Linked DNA regions of Homo sapiens: all the other regions are linked to region 3. A link is a contact called in ENCODE Hi-C or POLR2A ChIA-PET data. All regions are on one chromosome and are shown on one strand. Each heading gives the region's core, a stretch centred on a gene start or an enhancer-like site at or near the end of the contact. The rest is flanking DNA. Distances are from core to core; before and after follow the strand shown.

The links. Hi-C counts contacts between places; a loop is a spot of excess contacts on that map. ChIA-PET counts read pairs that join two places held with the same protein, here RNA polymerase II (POLR2A). Pooled maps may share reads with other maps.
Region 1: a loop to region 3 is called in a map of psoas muscle, with 2.3 times the contacts of the local background. The contact joins the enhancer-like site here to the promoter of LINC01894 in region 3. A Hi-C loop is called at or near these places in 2 of 168 maps with a recorded cell type or tissue (cardiac septum and psoas muscle) and 3 of 50 pooled maps.
Region 2: a map of endothelial cell of umbilical vein shows a loop between it and region 3 (9-fold over the local background). The contact joins the enhancer-like site here to the promoter of LINC01894 in region 3. A Hi-C loop is called at or near these places in 7 of 168 maps with a recorded cell type or tissue (chondrocyte, endothelial cell of umbilical vein, gastrocnemius medialis and 3 more) and 8 of 50 pooled maps. POLR2A ChIA-PET finds 5 or more read pairs at or near these places in 2 of 52 experiments (AG04450 and BJ).

What each region holds. Positions count from the first base shown.
Region 1 is chr18:25,135,306-25,138,005 of GRCh38, reverse strand. All of the region lies in intron 5 of ZNF521 (zinc finger protein 521), which reads left to right. Among named protein-coding and RNA genes, the nearest start is that of LINC01894, 150 kb to the right of the region's middle. Within about 2 kb of position 1,369, at least 2 of the 41 ENCODE cell types and tissues checked have a DNase peak (open chromatin) inside an H3K27ac peak, as active enhancers do.
Region 2 is chr18:25,227,943-25,230,642 of GRCh38, reverse strand. The region is part of intron 3 of ZNF521 (zinc finger protein 521); the gene reads left to right. Among named protein-coding and RNA genes, the nearest start is that of ZNF521, 120 kb to the left of the region's middle. RefSeq lists an enhancer at 623-2,273. Within about 2 kb of position 1,289, at least 3 of the 41 ENCODE cell types and tissues checked have a DNase peak (open chromatin) inside an H3K27ac peak, as active enhancers do; they include endothelial cell of umbilical vein, where a contact is called at or near this core.
Region 3 is chr18:24,986,637-24,989,336 of GRCh38, reverse strand. It overlaps LINC01894 (long intergenic non-protein coding RNA 1894), which reads left to right and starts at 1,358. Exons shown (of 2, transcript NR_146903.1): 1 at 1,358-1,980.

The DNA of each region.
Region 1 (2,700 bases), core at 120-2,619, 150 kb before region 3:
ACCTGAGAAATTGATTGCTTGTAAAATGGAGTCACTAAACAAGGGCTTACAGAAGGAGAGTTTCTGAACACCCCCATTAATAAAGACTTTTTTTGCTTTTAGTAAAACAGTGCTGCATAAAGAACGGTGGCCTTAGGATTAGGCATCCTTAGGATCAAACGCTAGCTTTGCCACTTACTAACTAACACATGGAAGTCTCTTATTTTCTCTGGGACTTGGTTCCTCAGCTGTTAAATGAAGGCGTTGGACTCGATGTCTGTCCCAGTTCTTCCCCAATGAGGTTGAGGCTCACTGCTGGGATTTAGGAAGTGTGTGTGCACACACATGTGCTCTGTCTGTCTGCTTGTCCATAAGGAAGTGCAGAATCTGGACAGGAAAAATGAAGAAGACGGACTTGATTTCCTGCTGACATTTTCCTCTGAGCCAGTCAGATCAGTCAGCTGCACTGGACTCCATGGGACCAGTCTTCATACCTGTGATTGTCTGCTTAGTGGAAGGTCTAAATGTGGTAATACAAATGAATTGGCCATTACCGGCGAGACAAATCCTGATAATACAGTTAGGAACTGTCAGAGGAATCCGCCAAAGAAACAAGAGCAAAGCTTGTAGGGGCAGCCTACTTCCAAATATCCCAGTTCTAACAGTAGAGAAACCTTTGCCCGAGGTGATACTGTGGGGCAGGGTTTGAAGGAGCCTTCTCCACCACTTATAGCTGCTGGATTGTAAAGGTTATTTTGGTTTGTGTTTTAAAAGGAAAGCTATTTGCACTCATGCCATACACTGTGGTTGTTCTTTAACACTGCTTTGGCAAGCAGAGGAGTTTTCAGGAAGGACATTAGCAAGAAGGGTTATAGATTTTGGCTGTTTTAGGAAGACGCAGTCTTTCAATTACATTTAAAAAGCACCAGAAATGGAACACTTGTTTTTATAGACGTAATCGGATTTGGACTGGACTGTGGTGTGGCGAGACTCATCCTGGGGGTTACAAGGAGACAGAGGAGGATCCTTTTGGGAGGTCAGAGGGCACAGCAGCAGGAACCAGGCCTCCCTGCCTGTGTTTTTCCCAAGGTCTCTTGTATTCCCCCAGTCCAACAACCACATTCGGCACACTCACTCACACACACATGTGGTGTCCCATTTGGTTTAACAGTTCAAATTCATATAGGAACTTTCAATTTGAAATTCAGCTCTGTGGGTGATCTTTTGGGGCGGAGAATATTTCAACATAATCTAATGGAATGAAATAATTTTCTGTTTTATTACTAGACTCCAAAACAAAGGATCTGGCGTCTGGTGCCCACACCTCTGTAATCAGTGCATGACAGGAGAGACAGCGTAGCCTAGTGATTAACTCTGGTGTCCCTGGAGTCAGGAATCCCTCTTCCCACTCCCTGCTTCTGCCCTTCTCACGTGGTCTTGGGTGAGTCATTCACCCTTTCTCAACCTGAACCTCTCCTTCTATGAAAACAATAAAACTGATCATTGATAATAATAGTAATACCTCAAAGGGCTATAGAAAGAATTCAATGAGGTCACATATGCAAAGAGCTCAGAGCAGCACCTAACAGTAATTACCCAACCCATGTTAGACATTATTGTTGTTATTATTGTTGTGTTTTTAATACTTAGCCTTTCTGACTCTTGTTTTCTTACCTGAAATGTGAAAGAGTTGAACTAGGTGATCTGAAAACTCCTCTATCTCCAAAGCTTACTAAAATATTGATGTAAAATAGGGACTATATAGAAGTATTTTAAACAAATTGGCATGAACATAATATCAACAAATCACTATGCACTTTCTGCATTAATTGCATAGAAATGAAATTTTTCTTTCCAAAGAAACTGTATATCCAGAAGAAGAAAACATTGGGAAGCCAACAACTTTTTTTATATATTATTACGAAATTTTTGGTGCATTTCTTTTAACAAAATAGCTTATTGATTTATGTGAAGGGAAAAAGGGGAATATTTCTGTCTACTTTAATTTTCTCTGATTTTTTTGTTGAGTAGCAATAATGTATTTTATCTTGTATAATCTTTCAAAAGCCTTCACGTTTTTAACAAGATCTTACAGCTGTTTATATGTTATACTGAAATATAATATTGACTAAGCTGACATATATATTAAAAAGCAACCAAGGAATAAAGGGTATTGTTTTGGTATATAAATCAAAAATAATACAGCAACTGGTCTTTCAGTGATTAAAGCTGCCTTTCCCTTTAATAACTCTCCTAAGAAACAGGAAATGTAATTTCCCTACACCTTTCCTGGGGCTCTCCAATCAGCTAGGTCCTCTGGGGGTTCCCTACTGTATATTCCTTCATCAACAAGGAGTCCCCCAAGGGGCCCACACACACTCTGTTAAAATTAGCTGTGCTCCACATTAGTGACGGGAGCTGAGTATTCCTCAGAGGGGTACACAGTTGTATGGTGCTGCTTCCTGTTTGAGCAAAATCATATCTTTAATTGCAGAGAATTTTTTTCATTACCTGTTAATTGATAAATCATGCTTGCTCCTGCTGCTGTGGCTTGTGTAGCAAACCTGGTCATGGAGCCGTCTCCAGCCCAACCCCCATCATCCTTCCAACCCAAACAAAAAGGAAAAGAAACATTATGGCCAGAGAAGGAAAACAAGCAGGTTGGATTTCTGGGCAGTAGCCTCAAGGAGTTGCATTAAAACAAAACAAAGACATACACAC
Region 2 (2,700 bases), core at 40-2,539, 240 kb before region 3:
GTTAAAGTTGATTCAGGAACCTGAGTTGAAAGAATCTTCTACAGTTTCTTCCACGTGTAAAAAGAAATTGACATCGTTTAAACCTATATTCACCATTTAAGCTTAGTTTGCACTGTGGCTGCCAAAAAGCCTAAGTTAATGGGGATGGATAACTCTCAAAGTCTTAGGTAGACCTCAGAGTATGTTGGCGGGGAGACCATCACCACAAAAGTCTTGGAGGAGTCTGATACCTGAAGAGTGTGGACCAACCCGCTTGGAGTAGTGAGTCCCTGTGTGTTCTTTGGAGAACACAATCCATTTACAGTACTGGCAAATGAGAGTTTTTACATTTTATATTTTAAAACAGAAATCAGCCTTTCAGGGATGCTTTATTTATTTTTCTATAAGTATTATTCCTTGCTCAAACTATTTACTTCTGCTCAATCCCCACGCCTTATGACTTCTAGAGGGGGTGTTGTGTAATTTCCTTTACAAAGACAAGTAATGGGGACTGGAGAGAAGAAAGAAAAGGTTTCTGCTCTCTTGAATCCTGGTTAAAACCTTGATCCTAACCTTCAGCTCACTTGACGTGTCACTGAAATTTACAAGCTTAAGAGAACAGTTATATAATAGATATAGTCAGGCATGGACCACAGACAAGAACCTGAATTAAGCCTGGTGTTAGGGATTGCATAATTTTTATAATGGTCCATTGCTCTATAATTCTTTATGTATTTGTAAAAAATATATCATACCTGGACACAATCTGCAATTTAATTATAAATTCACTTGCTCAATTTTCAAGCTCAATAGTTACATCCTTCTAGGCTGGATGCATTACAAATTCTGATTCACTGTTTTCCCCAAATGTATAAATGAGAAGATGTGTTTGAAAATATTTTTTAAATGAAATAGCAGGATTTAAGCCTAAAAGATAAATGTGAAATGTGGTAGATTTTACCTAGAATGTTGAGTACATTTAATAGATGGCCTTTTTTTTCAATTAGGGTAAATATTTGAAACCTTGATTTGTTTCAGGTATATTAGCTTTAGGTGACAACACTTTTTTAAGGGGAAAACTAGATCATTATTGAGTTTTTTTGCTTTTAGTTAAATTTTTTTTTTTGTATGTTGAGTGGTGAGTTGAGTTTATCTGCATATGTTCCTGGTGTATTCACTTTAAGTATAAATCACATCCACATCCATCAGACCCTTTCTTATGCTGGAAACATGTTGGGTTATAGAGTCCTATAAATGAGGATGCAAAATCATGCGGTTTTCAACTTGTATGGCGAAGCTTTGTTGCAGTGGGCAAGGATCCAGGAATGGTGTTTGGTTGTTTTCTCAGAGTGAGAGGGTTGCCATCTGGCATTGATAGTGAGATGGTGTTGTCATCAGTTTCTAGATGCAGGAAAGGAATGATCCTCATCTGTTTCCTGTGGATAAGGAAGAGGCTGACAATCTAGTAAAATCTTGTTACCTTAAAGAAAGCAGACATGGAATTCGTTTACATAATGCTCACCAGTTTCTACTTTTATATTAATCATTTAGCTTGCTAGTGAACTTCAGCTTTGAAGAATTTAAAAACTTATTTGAACATACTCTAATTGAATACCATTAGAATATTCTAATAATGCTCTAACTGAGCCTCTTATTCTAACTGAAACACTATCCCCACCAGCTCCACTCCATGGTCTTTACTTGTGTGTTTTTTTGAAAAATCGTGCTCCTTTGGAGAGTGGAAAGCTTTTAAAGTTTCTTCTGATCTTGAATAATAGGTTATGAAAAGCAAAAAAGAGGTTTCACAACCTGCTTTGAGATGGTCTTATTTTCCACTTGGATATCAAGAAAGCAACAGAAATAACAGTGCACGTTTGCTAAGAACATAGTTTTTAAAATCACCTAATATAAGGTAACATTCCTTTATGGATAACTTGCTAAGTTTATATCTGGCTCTCAGTCTTGTTTGTCTTCTTTTTGTCACTCATAAATCTTTCAGCATTTACCATAATCATTTATCACTTTTCCTGTTTCCAGTTTTTCACAAGTTGCTTTGTCTCTGCTCACCTCAAAGTGCAGGTCCTGTTTAGCTAAGGAAGTTCAGGCTGCTGAAGCTTTTGCAAAAGGAAGATATGGTGGGCCACCTCTTGAACTTTCCAAACAAAATACACTATTAAAATCTGGCCCTTGTGAAACTCTCATTTTTTCTTGATCCTAGCTGATCCTAGCTACATGTAATATCTAGCAGTACCCTTCTAACATTTAATAATCCATTTTCTGGCCTATGGAATTCGAATTTCAGTTATTGAAGAAATCCTGGTTATCTTTCATTACACAAGACATAATTATTATTGTGTTTTCTGTCTTCTTTCATGTGCTTACTTTTTAATATTTTTTTGCTGAAAGCAATAAGGTCTGTATCAATAAGAACCCCGTAACAGATTTTGGTCTGCAGAATTGCCTTTTTATATAAAAACAAGCAAAATGCAGAGGGAATTTTTTATTAAATATTAGACATCTGGGTTGACTGCATTAATTTTAAATCATTCCCGTAATATTTCCTCTTTTCATTTGGTTCTTCAGATGCTCACATAATATGCAAATCATTTTAGAAGGAATACAAAAGAAACATTAAATATATTAAAATCTGCATTTTAATAAAATTGTCAATGTGTAATATATACCTTGCTTCTAAGGAAGAATGATAAAAAGTAATAAAAG
Region 3 (2,700 bases), core at 109-2,608:
GAACTCCTGGTCTCAAACGATATTCCTGCCTCGACCTCCCAAAGTGCTGGGATCACAGGCATGTGCCACCACACACAGCGTGGTTTTTAAAATGGGATATATATAAAAATGGATATATATATGTGTGTATATATATATAAAAATGGATATATATGTATGTATTTAATACGGAGTCTTGCTCTGTCAACCAGGCTGAAGTGCAGTGGTGCATTTTTGGCTCACTGCAATCTCTGTCTCCTGGGTTCTCCTGGGTTCAAGTGATTCTCGGGCCTCAGCCTCCCAAGTAGCTGGGATTACAGACATATACCACCACGCCTGGCTAATTTTTGTATTTTTAGTAGAGACCAGGTTTTGCCATGTTGGCCAGGCTGTTCTTGAACTCCTGACCACAAATGATCCACCCGCCTTGGCCTCCCAAAGTGCTAGGATTACAGGCATGAGCCACTGTGCCTGGCTTGGTCTTATATATTTTTAAATGAAGTGGTTGTGTGGGTAGTTACCTGTCGGATTTGCACCATTATAAAAACAAATACAAACTACTTGGCTCATTTGCAACAAAGTTTGTGCAAGAACTGTGGCAAGTGAGCCTCCTGAAGTTCAGGAACTGCAAGAGAGAAGGGTTCCTGTGAGAGCCACTCCCAGAGGTCTTGGCCAATCAGGATGGCTTCAGCAGTGAGCAAGTGCTGAGCTGAATTCAGGGGCCTCTGGAGATCAGTGCTGCTGGGCGTGGAGCAACTTACAGTGCCCCACACAGCCACCCTGAGGCCAAACAGGATGCCCCCTTTTCCTGCTTCCACACATATTCCTTAGACTTCTCCTTTTTTGTGATATTTTTCATTTTCAACTCAAACCTGCCCTCAAAATCGCTTAAATCTGATTGTGTCTTTGTAAACATGTAGGGAGTGAAGACACACCATGTGATTCGCCTCGGGCCCCACACACCCTAGGGATCATTCTTGGATCCTCTATGCTTGGACGGGACACAATTGTTTTAGTTACGTAGGACCAGGAGAATTTGCAAAGTTATCAACAAGAGCATAGGGTCAGAGAGGAAGAGTGAAGCAGAGACAGTGAACTTTAGAAGCATAATCTCATTTAATCTTTCCAATATCCAGAAATTGAGGATTTCTTAAATTCACATATACACTGAGGACCAGGAAGACTTGTTATTAAAGTTACCCATGTAAGTGGCAAAGCTGGGCTCCAAATCCAGGCTGGGTTGATTCCAAGGCTCTTGTTTTTCACTGCGCAATTCTGAAGGCAGCACAGGTTCCTGAACAAAGTGTTCTGGGCATTCCAAACTTTCAACTGTCACCAAAAAGCCCAGCAAAAATGGGGGGAAATCCTTCAGGGAACTATTCTCAAGTGAGCCACAGGAAGAGTCCTGTTTTGAGGGCAAGGCTTTTCTTGAAAACTACACTCTCTATGCAGCTCATTCCTGAAGAAGGGCTTTGGCATGTGGAGATTATGCCCTCTTGCTAGGGTACTGGAAGGGATCCATGTGGTATTGTCCCAGCAATAACTCTGCCACAGAGATATGCGATCTCCAGCAGCTGTCGGCAGGCTTCACTCCCATTCCATCCTCCTTCCTGCATCCAGTAGTCTCCCAGCCCCGCCTCACCCTCCCACTGCTCCAGAAGAATGACAGAACTCAGAGCTGCAAGAGAAAGAAGACTGAATTCAGTCTCTCTTGCAGAAAAATTGTTTTCCGTCAAGTTGATAATAATGATCACACTGAGAATGAATGACTCAAGATGAATATCCAAAGATATATCAAAACCTGGTCAGCAGTCGTGGGGAAAGGAAGAAAGCCTGAGTTGAGTTTATGAAAGTTTTCCACTAAAGTCAGCAACAGCTTAAATTCAAACCAGGCACAAGACGCTTGAATCTCCATATGAGTTGTTCATCAAAGGGCTGAAAGAAAAGAAATCTGAGCCCGAGCACGGTCTGGCCTAAAAGCTTTCAAGTGACTCCTTTCTGGTAAGGAAACTATTTCCTTTGTCTGTACATGTTCAGGAAAACTGCCTTTTTGGAGCCTGGTTCATTCTCAATTCAGGTCACAGTTATTTTCACCAGTTAAAAGAAAAAATCCTAAGCATGGAAATGTCTGCTGTTCACCATACTCACACTCACAGATGCACACACACACACACACACACAGTTATAAATACACAGATCGTGTTTATTCATACTGGAATACTATATGACTTACATGTTTATTCTAGGCTGATTTCAACTGGGGTGAAGCAGCTAGCACTCTGGTATTCAGGTTATCTATGACTCTGTTTGCTAGAAATCAGGGAAGTCATGTACCATGATATTGCCAACACGCCTTTAATAAAAAAAAGCAAGCTCAGAGCTTAAATCCAGACTTCTTTGCTAAGGAAAGTAGGCTATTTAGACAGGATTGCATTGATTAAAAGTGAGGAGGAATAGCCAAACTCCACAAGGAAATGAATCTTCGTGGCTACCCCATCTCGGGCTTCCTTTCTTTCAGCACTTGGTTTAGACAAATGGCTCTGGAGTTCGCAGGGTTTGTTCACAGTCAGTTGAGAGGGATCTCCCCTCTGCTCACTTGATTTTCAGCTTGCAAACCCTTACACAGCATTCAGATGGAACAGTAGCTGGGAGATCATGAGGGTCTTCCGGTGTGTTTCTTAACAGTGTGCCTTAACATTATTTTCTCTTCTGGCTTTTGTT